Linked DNA regions of Homo sapiens: region 2 is linked to region 1. A link is a loop called in an ENCODE intact Hi-C map of the cell type or tissue named here. Cell type or tissue: PC-9. All regions are shown on one strand. Links, peaks and the distances in the headings refer to the core of each region. The heading gives the core; the rest is flanking DNA.

What was found. Peaks named below come from ENCODE experiments on the same cell type or tissue, not always from the same donor. Only the 100,000 strongest peaks of a DNase experiment are listed, where the experiment ranks them.
Region 2: it touches region 1 in a loop (7-fold over the local background); 1 of 110 quality-filtered maps calls a loop at or near these places.

Annotation. Positions count from the first base shown.
Region 1 is chr20:46,951,069-46,959,400 of GRCh38, forward strand. All of the region lies in intron 1 of EYA2 (EYA transcriptional coactivator and phosphatase 2), which reads left to right. Among named protein-coding and RNA genes, the nearest start is that of EYA2-AS1, 53 kb to the left of the region's middle. In PC-9, for the core only: no CTCF peak of the experiment used is centred there; DNase peaks (open chromatin) are centred at 3,543, 4,703 and 8,153; H3K4me3 peaks cover 739 bases; H3K27ac peaks cover 3,104 bases.
Region 2 is chr20:47,142,235-47,150,566 of GRCh38, forward strand. It overlaps EYA2 (EYA transcriptional coactivator and phosphatase 2), which reads left to right. Exons shown (of 16, transcript NM_005244.5): 10 at 825-914. Among named protein-coding and RNA genes, the nearest start is that of MIR3616, 21 kb to the right of the region's middle. In PC-9, for the core only: no CTCF peak of the experiment used is centred there; a DNase peak (open chromatin) is centred at 4,647; H3K27ac peaks cover 466 bases.

The sequences.
Region 1 (8,332 bases), core at 214-8,213:
TGCCGTTTGGAAGTTGGATGGTTTTCATGGAAATGGTATTTGCCGAAGGGATTTAGGCAAGGTAGTGACAGCATCAGCCACGCAGGGCACAGGGCATCCTTGTTGCTTGTAAGGATTCTGGCAAGTGTGATAAGGTCATGAGGCTGGCACATTAGTGGAATGGTTTCCTGATAGAGATATCCACAAGGTGCCTATCATGGAGGGATTTTTTCTGTAACCAGCAGCTTTCTGGTCACAGCACATGTAGCAGTAACCAGTTGTCTGGTGTCGCTTTGGCATTCCCTAAAGCTTATCCTAGCGTCTGTGCCCCCAACCTCCCCAGAAATTCTCTAAGTCGTTTGCTAGCCTGAATTAACCCCTTCCTGCTTAAGCTAGCTGTAGTGGGTTCTACCCTCTGCAACTAAACTCTGGTTGATACCAGTTATAACCTACATCCTGGGTCTGCTGGACAAGCAGAAGAGTGCCAGTCACTGAGGATTAGAACAAAGTTCCCACAACAGCCCTGAAGGGCAACCGGGCTATGCACTTCTACATCATGGGCCACCAGGGAGCTGAGTAATAAAACCACTCTCAGGCGTCAGAGGACTCAGATTCTTGTCCCAGCTCCCCCACTAACCTGCTGTGGGACCTTATACAGGTAATTTTCGTCATCTGAACTTCAAGTGACTAATCTGTGGCCCAGGCAGGAGAGGATGGGGGCGAGAGTGTGGATTTCAGGATCAGATGGGCCAAGTTCAACCTCTCAGAGCCTAAGTTCCTTCATTTGTGAAACAGGGATAACAGGGTTCCCAGAGAAATATTCAGAAGCATCAGAGCCTCTCTGAAGAATTCTGCCACCTCCTGACATTGTCAGTTTCCCTCTCTCCCTCTTCCTTCCTCTCTCTTAACAAATATTTATTATGCTCCTACTTATACCAGGCATGACTATTGGTGTTGAAAGCCCACAAGTCTCTCTTTCTGTGAATCATAGTTTCTGGAGGGTAGAGACAGACAAGAAACAGACAAAGGCACGTGTGTAATGAATGTGTCCGGGGGTGAGAAATGCAATGGAGAAGAACTCCGCCGAGCAATGGGGCAGGAGTAGTGAGGGACCCTCCTTAAGGTAGGGTGGTCAGGGAGGTCTCTCTGGCAGAGGCCTGAGAGGGGCAGGGAGAGCCGTGGGCATGTCTGAAAGGAGAGCATGCTTGGTGGGGGATGGGGCTTGAGGGACCACCACTAGGAGGCCAGTGTGAGAGATGGAGGGTGGCGGGATCTGAGCTCCAGAAGTCAGGGGCGGGATCAGACAGGGCCTCATGGGTTGCGCTTGGCTCTTTAGATTTTACTCTGAGCAAGCCAGAAGCTGGCCTCATTTAACCTCCTTTTAGAAATCGGTGTGATGAATCAATAGCTTTGGCCGTTTGTTCATCAGTCATTCATTCATTCAACAAGGATTTGTTGAGCACCTCCTTTGTGCAGCTCTGTGCTTTTCTAGTTCCTCTGCTGAACAGTGAAGGGCAGAGCAAGCACCCACCGGAATAAGGAGGGAGTTGGGCATTTTGCTAGAGCTCCTGTTTGGTCCAGAGGCCGCACACAATGGAAAAGTAAAGCCTGGTCCCCTCCGCAGGCCACCCCGCACCTGGAGGCATCACCTGGAGCTCTTCCTGGCAGGCTGAGGCCTGCGAGTTCAGCCCCACTGGCTTCCCCGGGGCAGGGGTTGCCCACGCTTGCTGAAATAAGAACCTCATACCAGATCAGCCCCGCATCCCAAGCAGGGCACCCTAAGGATGCTTTTATGTAAGAGGTTGCATTCCCAATTATCTTAAGATGCAAAGTGAAGGTGTTTTGCCCAGGGAAACTCTCTATCAGGAGTCGTTGCACATCTAAACACATGAAAAATGAGACTTCCTGAAACATTCCTATTTCACCCTGTGACAGTTTTGCACAGCTCATAGAGTTCAATTTTCAAATGTCATCCCACTCTGAGAGACCCAATATTTGAAGTCGTGGAAATCTATCTTTAAAAATACTTTTAACAGCATTATTCCTAATATTAAAACTTGGAAAACACGAAAGGGAGATACTTGAGTTGTGATCATAGCAAATGTTCCTATAATATTTAGTGTGTGTCACTGATGCTTTACATATTCTAATTCGTTTCATCTTCATGACTACCCTCTGAGGCAGATGTACTGTTAACCCCACTTTACACATGGGGATGCTGGGGTCTGAGGGCTTGAGAACTCCGCGGGTTAACCCAAGAGTTATGGGACCTGGTTATGGAACCTCAGTGCTAAGGAAAGTGACACCATCATAGGTAGTGTTAGAACAAAATCTTGGGGAATGGTTATGTTTTCCTGTTCGGTGGAAAGGAAGCATCAACATAGAAGATTAGGTAGGAGCTCATGTACACTAAAAATGAAAGTAGATTAGAATGAGCCGGGTTGGAAGTGGGAGAAATGTCCCCAAACACAGGTTTAGAGTTGGCCTTGAGAACATCAGCGGTATGGACAGATGTACGGACACTGGGGCCTGATAATTCTTCCTTATGGCGCTGTCCTGTGCCTTGTAGGATGGTTAGCAGTATTCCTGGCCTCTCCCTCCCCAGTTCCTCTCCCTCCCCAGTTATGACAACCAGAAGTGTCTCTGGACATTGCCAACTGTCCACTGGGAAGTAAAATCACTGCCATTCAGAACCACCAGCACAGATGCTAAGATCATGGGTGGCATTTTTCTTTCCTTTTTCTTTTCTGTGGTTTCCAACTTTCCTTGAATAGGCATAGATCGCGTGAATAAGTAGGAGCAAAGGAGCTCTCGTTGGGATGACCATGCCACTCTCCTGTTCAGAACCTTCCAGCAAATTCCCAATACACTTAGCTTCCCCAGGGCCTACAAGGCCCTGTGTGAGCTGGCCCTTGGCTACTTCTTGGACATGTTCTTCTCTCCCTGTGACCCTTTCTCATCATGTTCCAACCACACGATTCTTCTTTCTGACATTCAGACACATCCAGCTCATTTCCATCCCAGGGCCTTTGCATGTGCTGCTCTGTCCTGTTGCTCTTTCCTACCTCCTCTTCACATCACTTGCTCATCCACTTCAGGGGTCTGCTCAAATATCACCTCCTCCGAGAGGCCTTCCCTGATCACCCTGTCATGAATATTTAAGCGCCTCCTGTTTATTGTAGGTCACCCCTACTAGAGCATCATCTCCAGGGGGACTGAGACATTGTTTAATTTGCTGTTCCATGCCTCACTCCTAGAACAACGATCGGCACATAGTAAAAGTTCAATAAATATTTGTGGAAGAAGGGAAACAGACAGGGAGGAAGGAAGGGGGGCAAATAAGAAAAATAAAATCGGTAAATTTAGGAGCTTACAGTAAAGAAGCAATGTCTCAACCCACACAGCTGTGTTTCTCTCTAAATTCCAACTCATTTTGACTTGTGGTTTGTGGACAAAAGATTTGCGTAGCACGCAGTCTCCTGGCAGCTCGCTCTCTTTGAGGGAACACACTAATACAGTTTTTATGCCACCTCTCTCCACAAATACCATGCCGATGAGTGGCCAGTGTCAAAACAGCAGCAACAACATAAACAGATGCTCCTTCCTTTCAGCCGAGCAAGTGAAGAAACCCTGTGCGTCATTCCTCAAACACCAGGAGATGCCACCGATAGCCACCTCTCCTCACAGTTTCGTTCTGCTCGAGACTGTGAGTTCATGTCAACCCTGAGCTGCGTCCCCAGGGAAATAGGTTCTGCTAACAGTCAGTTCTTACTACGAGGCATTCTCAGAGCCAAGGGGAAGCTGGGTTGGTGGTCTGCAGCTGAAAATCTTTGGCAGAAAATTTACTCGAGGTTTTTCATGTGTGTCATTTGCCTTGATTTTGGGAGTAGGGAAGAAGCACTATCAGTATCTTTGGCCATTCGTAAGGTCAAAATGGATGTCGGCACGTCCTGCAGGCCTTTTCTCAGCCTGAGTTGATTTCCTGGTGCTTGATGGGTGAGCAGAGGAAGGCAGGTTTTCATTCTCTTCTCTCTTCTTTTTCATTCTTTTGCTGCATTATTCATTTCCTTCCACACTCGTTCATGCAGTCATTTTTTTTTTTTTTTGAGATGGAGTTTCACTCTTGTTGCCCAGGCTGGAGTGCAATGGCGCGATCTCGGCTCACCGCAGCCTCCGCCTCCTGGGTTCAAGCAATTCCCCTGCCTCAGCCTGTAGCTGGGATTACAGGCGTGAGCCACCAGGCCCACCGGGCCCAGCTGTCATTATTTATTTAATGAGCACCTACTGTGTGTCAGCCAGGCCTCACACCTGGCACTTAGAGAATCTGAATAAATATAAGGACCACTTTTATACTCAAGAACAAAGGCCACCTCACCAGAAACCTCTACACACTTTGGGGTTCAGGTTTCTTGTGACTTTCTTTTCCTTTTTTGGTTTCATTTTTAATTACAAAAGTAATTAACATGCTTATCATAGAGCAATAAAATGATGCTGAAGTATATAAAGTAAAAATAGATCTTTTCTGACATAACCCCTGTTAATTGTTGGGTATATACCCTTGCAGACATGTTTTAATAAATATAAAAATCATCCACAAATTCATAGAGTTTTCTTTTTACAAAAAGAGGATCAGATTTTACACACCACAATTTGCTAGTCTCCACTTTCATAATCTCGACATTTTTTCACTGTTAGTACATCTAGATCTTATCTGCTTTGTTACTAATAGTAGTTCATGTTGCTTATATGTTACAATCTTAATCTTTCCTATGTTGATCACTGAGTACAGGCATTGGCAAACTTTTTCTGTAAAGGGCCAGATAGTAAATATTTATAGCTTTGCAGGCCATGCAATCTCCATTTCAACTACTCAGTTCTGTCATCATAACATGAAAGCAGCCCTAGACAATATGTAAGCAAAGTGGGTGTGTCTGTGTTCCAATAAAACTTTATTTACAAAATCAGGAAGTGCACCAGATTTGGCCTTCAGGCTATAACTTGCCAACCCCTGACCTTTTTGTCTTCCACATTTTTCTTCATACTTTTGTGTTCCTAAACAGATGTATTCAGGTTTGGTGTTTAGTTTGGTTTAGGTTTTTTGTGGGAGCAGGTGGCAGGAAGAATCACTGATTGTTTTTTAAAAATAATACATTACACCTGCTTAGCATCTGATTTTTTGCCCATCAGTGATATTCATGGAATTGCTTCCAAAGCAATGGGTATAACCCCTACTTATTGTTTTTAACAGCTGCATAAAATTCCATCGAATGGATAGAGGATCTGTATTGGTTAAGGTAATGTCAGCTGCTGTAACAAATAAACCCTATATTCTCAGGGCTTAACACAGTCACAATGGATCTCTCACCTAAGGACCAGTAACAGTGTTCCTGGTAGATGGGTGTCCTCCATGTGGTCAACCAAGGGCCCAGGTCCTTTCCATTGCATAGGTCTTTCTCCCTATAGTGTCTCAGAGGCAAGTCCAATCAGCAGGTAGATGAGAAAAGAGAGGGAAGGGTCTGGTATCCAAGGTCTTAATGGCCAGCCCTACACATTGCACACATCTCTTCTGCTCATGGTCCATTAGCCGGAACTCAGTCACTGGCTGGACCTAACTGCAAGGAGACTGAGAAATGCAGCGTAGATCTGTGTTCAGGAGGAAGAATATCTGGATTTGGTGGGCACATAAGCATCCCTGCCTGTATTAGTCTGTTCTCACGCTGCTAATAAAGACATGCCTGAGACTGGATAACTTATAAAGAAAAAGAGGTTTAGTGGACTCACAGGCCTCAGAATCATGAAAGGCAAAAGGCATGTCTTACATGGCAGCAGGCAAAAGAGAGCATGTGCAGGGAAACTCTGCTTTATAAAACCATCAGATCTTGTGAGACTTATTCACTATCACAAGAACAGCATGGGAAAAACCCAACCCTATGATTTAATTACCTCCCACTGGGTCCCTCCCATGATATGGGGTGGGAGAGATTTGGGTGGGGACACAGAGCCAAACCATATCACTTTCTCTAAAATTAAATGACTTACTTGAGGTAAAGCAGTTACAACAGGGCCTGGTATGTAGGAAGCACTCAATAAATGCACCTCTGCTATTGCAAGCTTGTATTTTTTAAGTATTCTATGATACTGTCATGTCCTTGGGACCTCTGGTCAGCTCTTTACCCCTGCGGGTTACTGTACCCCTTCCTCCTTCTTTACTGCTTCTAATAGCCTATCAATGGCAAGCCTATCAATTATACACACTTGCTAAAATTTCACTCTAAAAACTAGTCAATACCAGGCTGAATAAGATATCAGGAAGATGTCAGGTTCTTATCACTGGAAACTGTACATGTCACCTTATGTGGCAAAAATACTTTGCAGATGGGATTCAGTTAAGGATCTTGAGATGGGGGATTATCTTGGATTATCCAGGTTGGCCCCAAATGAGATCACAGTTGTTCTTATAGGAGAGAGGCAGAAGGAGATTTCACACACACACACACACACACACACACACACACACACACACACACACACGAAGACAATGTGAAGACAGGACAGAGATTTGAAGATGTTGGCCTTGAAGCTTGGAGTGATGCAGCCACAAATCAAGGTTTGCTGGTGGACACCAGAGGCTGAAATGGATTCTCACCTGGAGCCTCTGGATGGAATATGGCCCTGTAGACACCTGGATTGTGGCCCAGCAATACTGAGTTTGGACTTCTGTCCTTCAGAACTGCAAGAGGATAAATTTCTGTTGTAAGCCACCAAGTTTGTGCTTCTTTCTTACAGCAGCCACAAGAAATGCATCCACTGAGGGTTCTAGGGCTCTCTTGTGAATAAAATGTATAAGCTTCTCAACTTGCAATTTGTCCCAAACTACATTCCCTGCTCTCCCTACCAACTGCCTTCCCAGTGGTCATGAGCTCTACCATCCACTCAGAGTTCACTCTGAAAGCCTGGAAGACTTGCTGGCCTCTTCCCAATCCCTCCCCTGCTGTATCAAAGTTGATCGCTAAGACTTATCACCATGGCTCCGAAATAGCTCTTGATCCACTGGAACACTTTATTCTCACCATCACACCCTCGCTTGCAGTGATGGCATTTTTTGCTTAAGCTAGAACTCGAGTCTGGTAAATGGGTTCAGCTGCGCCTGTGTCTCCCTCTCTGCCTCCTGCCACGCTGCTGCCTGGGGACAGTTTTCCAAAGTTGTTCCTGTGCCCAGCATTCCCCACAGGCTCTCCTGCTCCTTTGAGAGAGAATCTAAACTTTAACCAAACCTTGAAAATGCCCTCATTTCTCGCCAACTGAGCCATGATGGGGATGACTTAGGCAGGGAGACAAAATGAGCCTGGTTGCAATAAAGTTTGGTGATTTTTTAAATGAATCTGAGCTCACGTGTAATTATGAAAAAAAAACATGAACATGTTATATAGTTTTTCACTGATGGCTGGTATGAAGATAGTAGCATTATGGAAATGAGAGACAACTTGTCCATGAGGAACCCTCATTTTTTTAAACTGTTAAGTTCAGGGGTACGTGTGCAGGTTCGTTCTATAGGCAAACTTGCGTCATGGAGGTTTGTAGTACAGATTATTTCGTTACCCATAAAGTACCCGTTAGTTATTTTTCCTGAGCCTCTCCCACCTCCCACCACCACCCTCCAATAGGCTCCAGTGTCTGCTGTCCCCCTCTGTGTGTCCATGTATTCTCATCACTTAGCTCGCACCTATTAAGTGAGAACATGCAGTACTTGGTTTTCTGTTCCCGTGATAGTTTGCTAAGGGTAATGGCCTCAAGCTCCATCCATGTCCCTGCAAAGGACGTGATCTCGTTCTTTATTATGGTTGCATAGTATTCCATGGTGGATACGTACCACATTTTCTTTATCCAGTATATCATTGATGGGCATTTAGGTTGATTCTGTGTCTTTGCTATGGTGAATAGTGTTGCAGTGAACATACACGTGTATGTGCCTTTATAATAGGATGATTTCCATTCCTTTGGGTATATACCCAGTAATGGGATTGTGAGTCAAATGTTATTTCTGTCTTTAGGACTTTGAGGAATCGCCACACTGTCTGAGGAACCTTCATTTGTTGGAAACCACCCAACACAGAGTAGATGCTCAGGAAATAAATATGCAGTGGATGAGTAATATGTGCAGAATGACCTGACTGAGTCACAAAGACCTTTCTGGTTGCATTTGCATCTGTCATTGTGTACATAGAGCCCTTCCCCTTAGTTCAGAGTCTCTCCCCTTGGCACTGTGGAGATTTGGGACTGGACCATTCCTTTGTTGGGGGTGGGGGCTGATGCTGTGCATTGTAGCATTAGTTTAGCAGTATCCCTGGCCTCT
Region 2 (8,332 bases), core at 169-8,168, 190 kb after region 1:
TTGCCAACCCCTGCTACATGTCCTCCTTTTGCAGGGAGAAGCACCTCAGGGAGGGACCCCAAATATGGGTGAACAGCAGTACAGTCTACCACACTGTGTATACAGAAAGGAGGCACTTTCATTGCACAAGTGTGCAAATTCATACGTTATGCTGTGTTGCAGCTTGCTTTTGTTACTTAGTACTGTATCTCTTGATGACAGTTTCATATCAGTAACTCCAGAATGACTTCGTTTGTATAATGGCTGCCTAGTTTTCCCTCCTATGAATGTACCATAGTGCCTTTGTGTTTGTGTGTTTTTATCATTAACCCTCTATTGTTGGATAACAGGGATTTTTTTAAATATCAAGAGGAGGGAGTAAGGCAGTGTGCCTAGAGAGATTGTTGGAGAGAGAGACTCAACATCCCAACTCTCCCAGTAGTTTATACTGAAATCTTCCAGACCTCCCTGAAAACAAAAATGTGTTGGGGGCAACCCCTGAAAACATGCATTTGCCAGGAGGCCCTGTTTTATTACAGCCATATCATATCTGTGATAAGTGTCCTTGCAACGCTGAACACTGTTGCAATCCCAGGGTCATTTTCCAGGAGATTTAAATACTGGAAAGGGTAAAAAGAAATGGTGAAAACTGGAAGTGAGATCCCGGAAGCTGTACAACATGATTATCACACCGGCCTCACACAGAGACTCATTTTAGGCCACGCGTGAGCCGAGCAGATGAGGAAAAACCAAAACTGCTTTTCGGCAGTGGAATGGGACCAAAAGGGTAGCTAAGATTCCTCAGGCTCCGCGTGCATGTGATTTTCCCCTTCTCTGCCTCGCAGGACACCACGACGTCCGTGCGCATTGGCCTTATGATGGAAGAGATGATCTTCAACCTTGCAGATACACATCTGTTCTTCAATGACCTGGAGGTTTGTGGTTGCTGATTTCATTTAATATTTGCCATGTTTAATCACCTGCATCTAGTTTATGGGAAGAAGGATGCTGCCTTTCCTTTCTTTTTCTTTTTCTTTTTTTCTCCTTTTTCTTTTAGAAGCTTGAAACTTTTGCTAACAACCCCCAAAAAGGCCCAAAACTGTGGCCGGTGATGGTTTATTGGAAACACACTTAGCTCAATTATCTCCCTAGCTTTCCTGTGCAGTTAACGGGCTCTTCTCTGTTCCAGTGGTAGTGTCCACTGGCAGTTTTACTAATCCAATAATGGCTATGTAGTTTCTTCCTCCTGAAATTTGCTATTTAATAAGTTTATTAAGGCAAATTAGTACAGATCCTCCTGGGTCAGTAATAATTAGCAGTGGCCCAGGGTGGAAGCTTTTAAAAACAATTTACATTCCCCTGAAAGCATGTTTTATAAAGAGAAAGAGTGAGAGTGAGCAGAGGGAATATGCTTATTTAAAGTATCTGCTCCTGAGCCCGTAAGCAAGATCCAAGGGAGATAGGGAAAAAAGCGGGAGAGCAGCTTCAAAAATAAATTGAATTCATTTGTTTATACCCAGCCTATGTCAGAAAGGATTTCGAATGGGAAACATATTTAGAATAGAACTAGTAACACAAAGGCAAGCGGAAGCAAAGCTATGTCATGAATAAGGGTAAGACATTGCACAAAAAAAATCCAGGCTCAGGCTAACTATTGCAATCAAGTTCAGAGTGTATCACTTCCTGGTAGCCAAAGTAAAGAGGGAAATACAATGAGTTACTTCTCTCTAATGAAAGAGCAAGCAACTTTCTCCAACGTGAAGAAGGGGTTTTGGCTGATAAAAGGATCAGTAAGGAAATCTTCTGGCTTTGTAAATTATGTTCACCTTATTGGTTCAACAGATTGAAAAGTAAAGGCAACCGGCCGGGCGCGGTGGCTCACGCCTGTAATCCCAGCACTTTGGGAGGCCGAGGCGGGTGGATCACAAGGTCAGGAGATCGAGACCATCCTGGCTAACATGGCGAAACCCCGTCTCTACTAAAAATACAAAAATTAGCCGGGCATGGTGGCGGGCACCTTTAGTCCCAGCTACGCAGGAGGCTGAGGCAGGAGAGTAGCGTGAACCCGGAAGGCGGACCTTGCGGTGAGCAGAGATCGTGCCACTGCACTCCAGCCTGGCAACAGAGCAAGACACCATCAAAAAAAAAAAAAAAGAAAGAAAAAGAAAGGCAATCTAAAATAAAACTGTATACAAAAAAACAATTCTATTTCTCTTAGTAGGAATATTTTTTCCCGGAATCTGGAATATCCCTGGGGACTAAACTGAAGTAGAAATATAAAGGTTATGGATTTCAAATCCATCCTGGCTAGCCCAAGGCACTACTAATATTTATCATTAGGAAAGCATACAGATTTTTCTTTCTAGTCTGCAGGCTGGAGTTCCAGAGAGAGGAATCCTTGCTGAAATAATCAGTCTTGTGTTTTGTCTAATCTATGTAAGCCTCTTGGGCCTCAGTCTTCACATCTATAAAATGGAATTGGTATTCTTTGCCCAACATCTGTTTCAAAGAGCAGAACTAGGTAGAAACTTGAGGAAGAAAGAGAGCTTTGGAGCAATGGAGAATAAATACCATTGGCTTCAAGGCTTGGGACTGTCTCTATTCAAAAGCAAAGTTCAGGCTCGCTTCACGATGACGTCTATGGCTCGAAGGACACAAGAGAGAAAACAAACAAACAAAAACTGTGGCCGTTGAATTCAGTGAGTATTTATGGAGCCTAATGCGGTAAAGACTCAGCCGATTGCAAAGATCAAAACCCAACTCGTTTTAACCAAAAGTGGAAATTATTGGCCCTTGTAGTTGAAAAGTCCAGGGTTGTTTTCATTCTTGCTTATTGCCCCCACTTCTGTGAGAACAGGGACCACTCTGTGTGATTGACCCTGAATCTCTAGGGCCCAGGCAGTAAACAACCAAACAAATCCATAAACAAGACCATTTATGATAATAAAAAGGATATGAAGAAAATAAAATAATCAGATGTGAGAACAAGTGATGGGGATGGAGGAGGGTTGGGGGGCAGCATTCTTGAGGGGGCCGGTCCAGGGAAGGCCTCTTAAGGCAGTAGCACTTGAACCAAAGGATGACAAGCACCCATTCAGATGGAGATCGGGGGCAGTGGGGCGGGGACAGCAAGTGCAAAGGTCCTGAGTGAGAACAAGCATGAAGGCCCCTGGGATCAGAGAGAAGGCATGGAGGCCGAAGTGCAGGAGTAAAAGTATGGAGGTGGCCAGGATAGATGAGCCTGGGGCAGGAGATATTACAGCAATCGAAGCTCATTCTAAGTGCCTTGGACATCTCTGGGGCAAGCTGATATTAAGAAGGAAAAGCCACATGGTCTGGGTTGTGTGTTAAAAAGACCTCTCTGGCTGCTGTGTGGAGAATGGGCAGTCAGAGGAGAAATGTGGTCTGGGCATGGTGGCTCACACCTGTAATCCCAGCACTTTGGGAGGCCAAGGCGGGTGGATCACTTGAGATCAGGAGTTCAAGACCAGCCTGGCCAACATGATGAAACCCTGTCTCTACTAAAAATACAAAAATATTAGCCAGGTGTGGTGGCGGGTGCCTGTAATCCCAGCTACTCAGGAAGCTGAGGCAGGAGAATCACTTGAACCCAGGAGGCAGAGGTTGCAGTGAGCTGAGATCAAGCCACTGTATTCCAGCCTGGGCGACAGATTGAAACTCCATCTTAAAAAAAAAAAAAGTAAAAAAGAAAAGAAATGTGGAGGCAGAGAGACCAGCCAAGAGGCTACTGCAATAGTCCAAGCAAGAGAAGAAAATGGACTGGATCCAGGTGGTAGGAAGACGTGGACTTGAGGGTGAGGTGAAGCCAAGAGGACTTGCTGATAGACTAGATGTGGAGGTTGGGGGAGAGAGAGGTGGCAAGGACTCCTGGGCTTGATCTGACCAGGATGTGTTGTCCTTCACTGAGATGGGCAAAACAGAAGAGGTGTTTGGTATGCAGTGGAGGATCCCATCCCCCTGTCTGGGGTACGTGGGGTTTGAGATGTCTGAGACACCCTGGTGAAGATGCCAGATCAGGCAGCAGATAGATGAGTTTGAACCTCCACTGCAGTAACAACACCAGGCATGGAATAGGCGCCTTGTGGATCTTGGTTGAACCTGCGACTCAAAGCCAGGTATTTTGTGGGATTTCTGTGTATTTCAAGCTGATGTCTTCAGAGTCTTGCCCCACTCTGCTGTTTCTGTCTGGCCCCTGAAGTCGAAGTTGCACCTCTGGAAGGAGGATCTTAATTACCAGCTGGAGCTACTTAGGGAAGCCAGTTTGTTTTTATTTTCTAAATTTATTTCGAAAATGTCCCAGTGCCAGAAGCCCCCCAGGGCACCTCAGCAGAATTGAAACCACGTTATACGATGATGAAGTTAAAATCCACACAAGTGAAAACATATTGTTTGTTGGTGCAAGGCAGTCCCTGTCAAAATCTAAAGCACAGCCTTCTGCAGCTGCCCAGGGAAGCTGTGTGGACCAGAGAGAGGCGTGCTCAAGGCCCGGCAAAGCCAGAAGCCTTTGTTCTCCGAGCCTGTAGTAGTACCACCTGTAAGGGAGTTCCTTCCCGCGTCCAGCAGCGCTTTATGAAGGGCTTACCATTTGCCAGGCCCTAATGGAATGCTGTGGATTCAGCAGCAAACCAAACACAGCAAGACCCGTGCCCACAAGGCATTGACCTTCCAGTTCAGGAGGCTGACCATAAACAATGGAATGCAAAGTATAATGTCAGAGCAAAGTGCTCTGAAGAGAGACCAAGAGAGTCAGGGAGGAGGCTCTCACCAGGGCTTTTGTTTTGTGGTTTTTACTTGTTATATCCAGGAGAGGCTCCTCTGACTTTTTTTTTTTTTTTTTTTTTGAGACAGTCTCACTCTGTTGTCCAGGCTGGAGGTACGATCTTGTCGCACTGCAACCTCTGCCTCCTGGGTTCAAGCGATTCTCCTGCCTCAGCCTCCCAAGTAGTTGAGATTACAGGCACACGCCACCATGTCCAGCTAATTTTTGTATTTTTAGTAGAAACAGGGCTTCACCTTGTTGGGCACGGTGGTCTCGAACTCCTGACCTCAAGTGATCCACCCTCCTCAACCCCCAAAATACCAAAGTACTGGGATTACAGGTGTGAGCCACCGCACCCAGGCTCTTCTGACTTTTGAGCAAAGACCTGAAGGAGGTGGAGGAGGAGGCCATGCCGATATCTGGGTGAAGAGTGTTCCAGATAGAAGCACTGTGCAAAGGCCAAGGTATGATTAGAGTTGATGGGCTCCAGAAACTGGGAGGAAACCAGCAAGACTGAAGCAGAGGGAACAGGAAGAATTGTGGTGGGCAATGAGGGTGACGCCTTTGGGCCATTGTAAGGCTTTGGGTAACAGCCAAGGGTGACAAAAGCCACTGGAGGGTTTGGAACAACATGATGTGACTTTGGTTCAGAAGCTGCCTCTGGCTGCCTGGTGGAGAACAGACTCCAGAGGACAAGGATTGAAGCAGGCATCCGCATTAAATCAGCAACTTCCAGACTCCCAGGGGAAAGAATCTGTGGGGTTTAAAGAATGGTCCAGGATTGGCCTGGTGCGGTGGCTCACGCCTGTAGTCCTAACACTTTGGGAGGCCGAGGCGGGTGGATCACTTGAGGTCAGGAGTTCAAGACCAGCCTGGCCAACATGGTGAAACCCCGTCTTTACTAAAAATACAAAAATTAGCCAGGTGTGGTAGCAGGCGCCTGTAATCCCAGCTACCCAGGAGGCTGGGGCAGGAGAATCACTGGAACCCAGGAGGCGGAAGCTGCAGTGAGCAGAGATCGCCCCACTGTACTCCAGCCTGGGCGACAGAGCAAGACTCTGTCTCAAAAAAAAAAAAAAAGAATAAAAAAAAATGGTCCGGGACACAGAAGGTGCCACATGCAGCTGTATCTTAGGATATTCTGCACGCATGTCCCAAGTTGAGGACAAAAGCCTTCTAATCAGTTCCATCTGCTGTTGAGTCCTGGATCCACCATCTCCTAACCTGGGCAAGTCTCTCCATCCCTCTGAGCCTCAGTTTGCTCATCTGTTAAATGGGTGGAAGAAAAGCCCCCACCATCTAGGGCTGTAAGGATGGAGCTATGTGAAAGCAGTCAGCACAGAGCCTGGCATACCTGCCCAATGTGGGGGCCTTTCCACCAGGGGGCTACAGGGGCTACATGTGTCCCTGGGGATAGGCAAGTGGGGGTTCTATGGTACCAGGGCAAATTGTTTAATTGCTACATATTTATTTTACTGTGAATTAGAAAACTATAACTAGCTTGCCGACCCCTGATTTTACAATCATTTTATAAAAGTATAGGCAACAGAAATATGACAAAGATGATGACAGTCATGAGCAGACCAGGCCTGGGTCCCAGCCAACTGCTGCAGCTTGGGCATAAATATCGACACTCCCTCCCCTGCTCCCTGCCACTTTGCCTTTGTGCAAGAGCTGCTGATTTTGCAGCTCTTACTTTGCAGGGCAGGTGAACCCTCCTCTGAAATGTCACCTGGGTCATGGGTAAGGGTGGATGTTGGGTTAAAATTCAAGCACCTGCTCAAGATCTGTCAAAACTGTCCTCCAGCCCCACTCTACTGCACTCACTCTGAAAGCTGTTCATGGGAAGCCCCCAAGCCCTACTTCACAGGGATGTGCCACTGTCGAGTCAGAGCTGGACCTAGGTCTGCGGCCTCTGTCCCAGCCAAGCAGGGACCCCTTAGGTTTTGACTTCTGGGCTCGGATGCAGCCAGGAGGAGATACTGTTCAGCCCTGCCCTGTGAGAAGAAGAGATTGGGGAGGCCTGGCAGCCGAGACTGTGCTACTGCACTCCAGCCTGGGCGATAGAGGGAGACTCCATCTCCAAAAAACAAAAAAAAAAAACAAGTATTATTTATGTTTTGAGATGTCACAACTTTAATTTAAAATACATTTAAAACCTAGATTTATGTTGAATGGCTGAAATTTTATAGGCAGTGTGATTAAAGATGATTCCAAATTTCAGCAAGGGGACATTTAGTTCGGGCATGAAAAAGAAGTTAACAAGCAAAGGTACCTATAAACAAAGGCATCATAAATAGATATAAAGCCAGAAGAAAAGGGATCTAAAGTAGACAGAGAAGATAGGCTGACTCTCCAGTTGCAGATTTTCATTATCAGCTCATCACACCACCGAAACTCTCTGGTGATTTGCTATCCACATCCATGGCGTTTGGTGGCCCTAAAGATTGTAACGGCCCCCATCCTCTTGGTTAAAATGGCAGGTGTGTTGACAAGAACTGTCTTAGGTACCCCCTGCCTGCTGGGCATCACATTCTTCTTGGTATATATTAAAAGAACACAAGTTTGGGCCAGGCACGATGGCTCATGCCTGTAATCCCAGCACTTTGGGAGGCTGAGACAGTGGATCATTTGCGGTCAGGAGTTCAAGACCAGCCTCGCCAACATGGCAAAACCCCATCTCTACTAAAAATACAAAAAAAAAAAAAAAAAAAAAAATTAGCCAAGCAGGGTGGCGTGCACCTGTAATCTCAGTTACTTGGGAGGCTGAGGCAGCAGAAACCAGGAGGCGGAGGTTGCAGTGAGCCGAGATCACACCACTGCAGTCCAGACTGGGCAACAGAGCAAGACTTCATCTCAAAATAAGTAAATAAATACATACATACACACATACACACACGCAAGATTTGCAGGCAAGATGCAGCAGGACTGAGGAGGGGGCCTTCCTTGCTCTCCCTTGCCTTAGCAGGCAATCTGTCAATGTCAGGGTGTCCTCTGGAAGCCAGGAGGTGTGCCTGAGTGAGGTGCTGTCCCTGAAGAAGATGTCCAGGGGCTGGCATGGTGAGGGCAGTAGTAAGAGGGAGGCAAAGAGTTTGGCCCCAGGAGGGTGGAATTAATGCATCTGGCCAGGGAGTCAATGGTCGCACAGCAGTGGCTGAGGTTGGAGGCACCTGGCGTCATCCTGCCTCACCTGAGTTTCTGCTGCATTCTCTGGTCCTGGCCCCTGTCCGCTTCTCTTCACTCCCCTTGCCATTACCTCTGTGGTCTAAGTCACCATCATCTTTCTCTTGGACGTCATCACGGCCTTCTCACTGTCCCCCTGCTGTCTATGAATTAGGATACAAGCTCATCAAAATAAAGAGGCTTAAGTACAACACAGATCTGTTTCTCTCTCATGAGGAAATCTGAAATGTGAACAGTCTAGGGCCAGAAAGGCAGCTCTTCCATGCCAGAAGCCCAGGCACAGCGGCTTCCTTTTCCCCCACCCCCCGAAAGACAGGGTCTTACTCTGTCACCCAAGCTGGAGTGCAGTGGCATGGTCATGGCTCACTGCAGCCTCGACCTCCTGGGCTC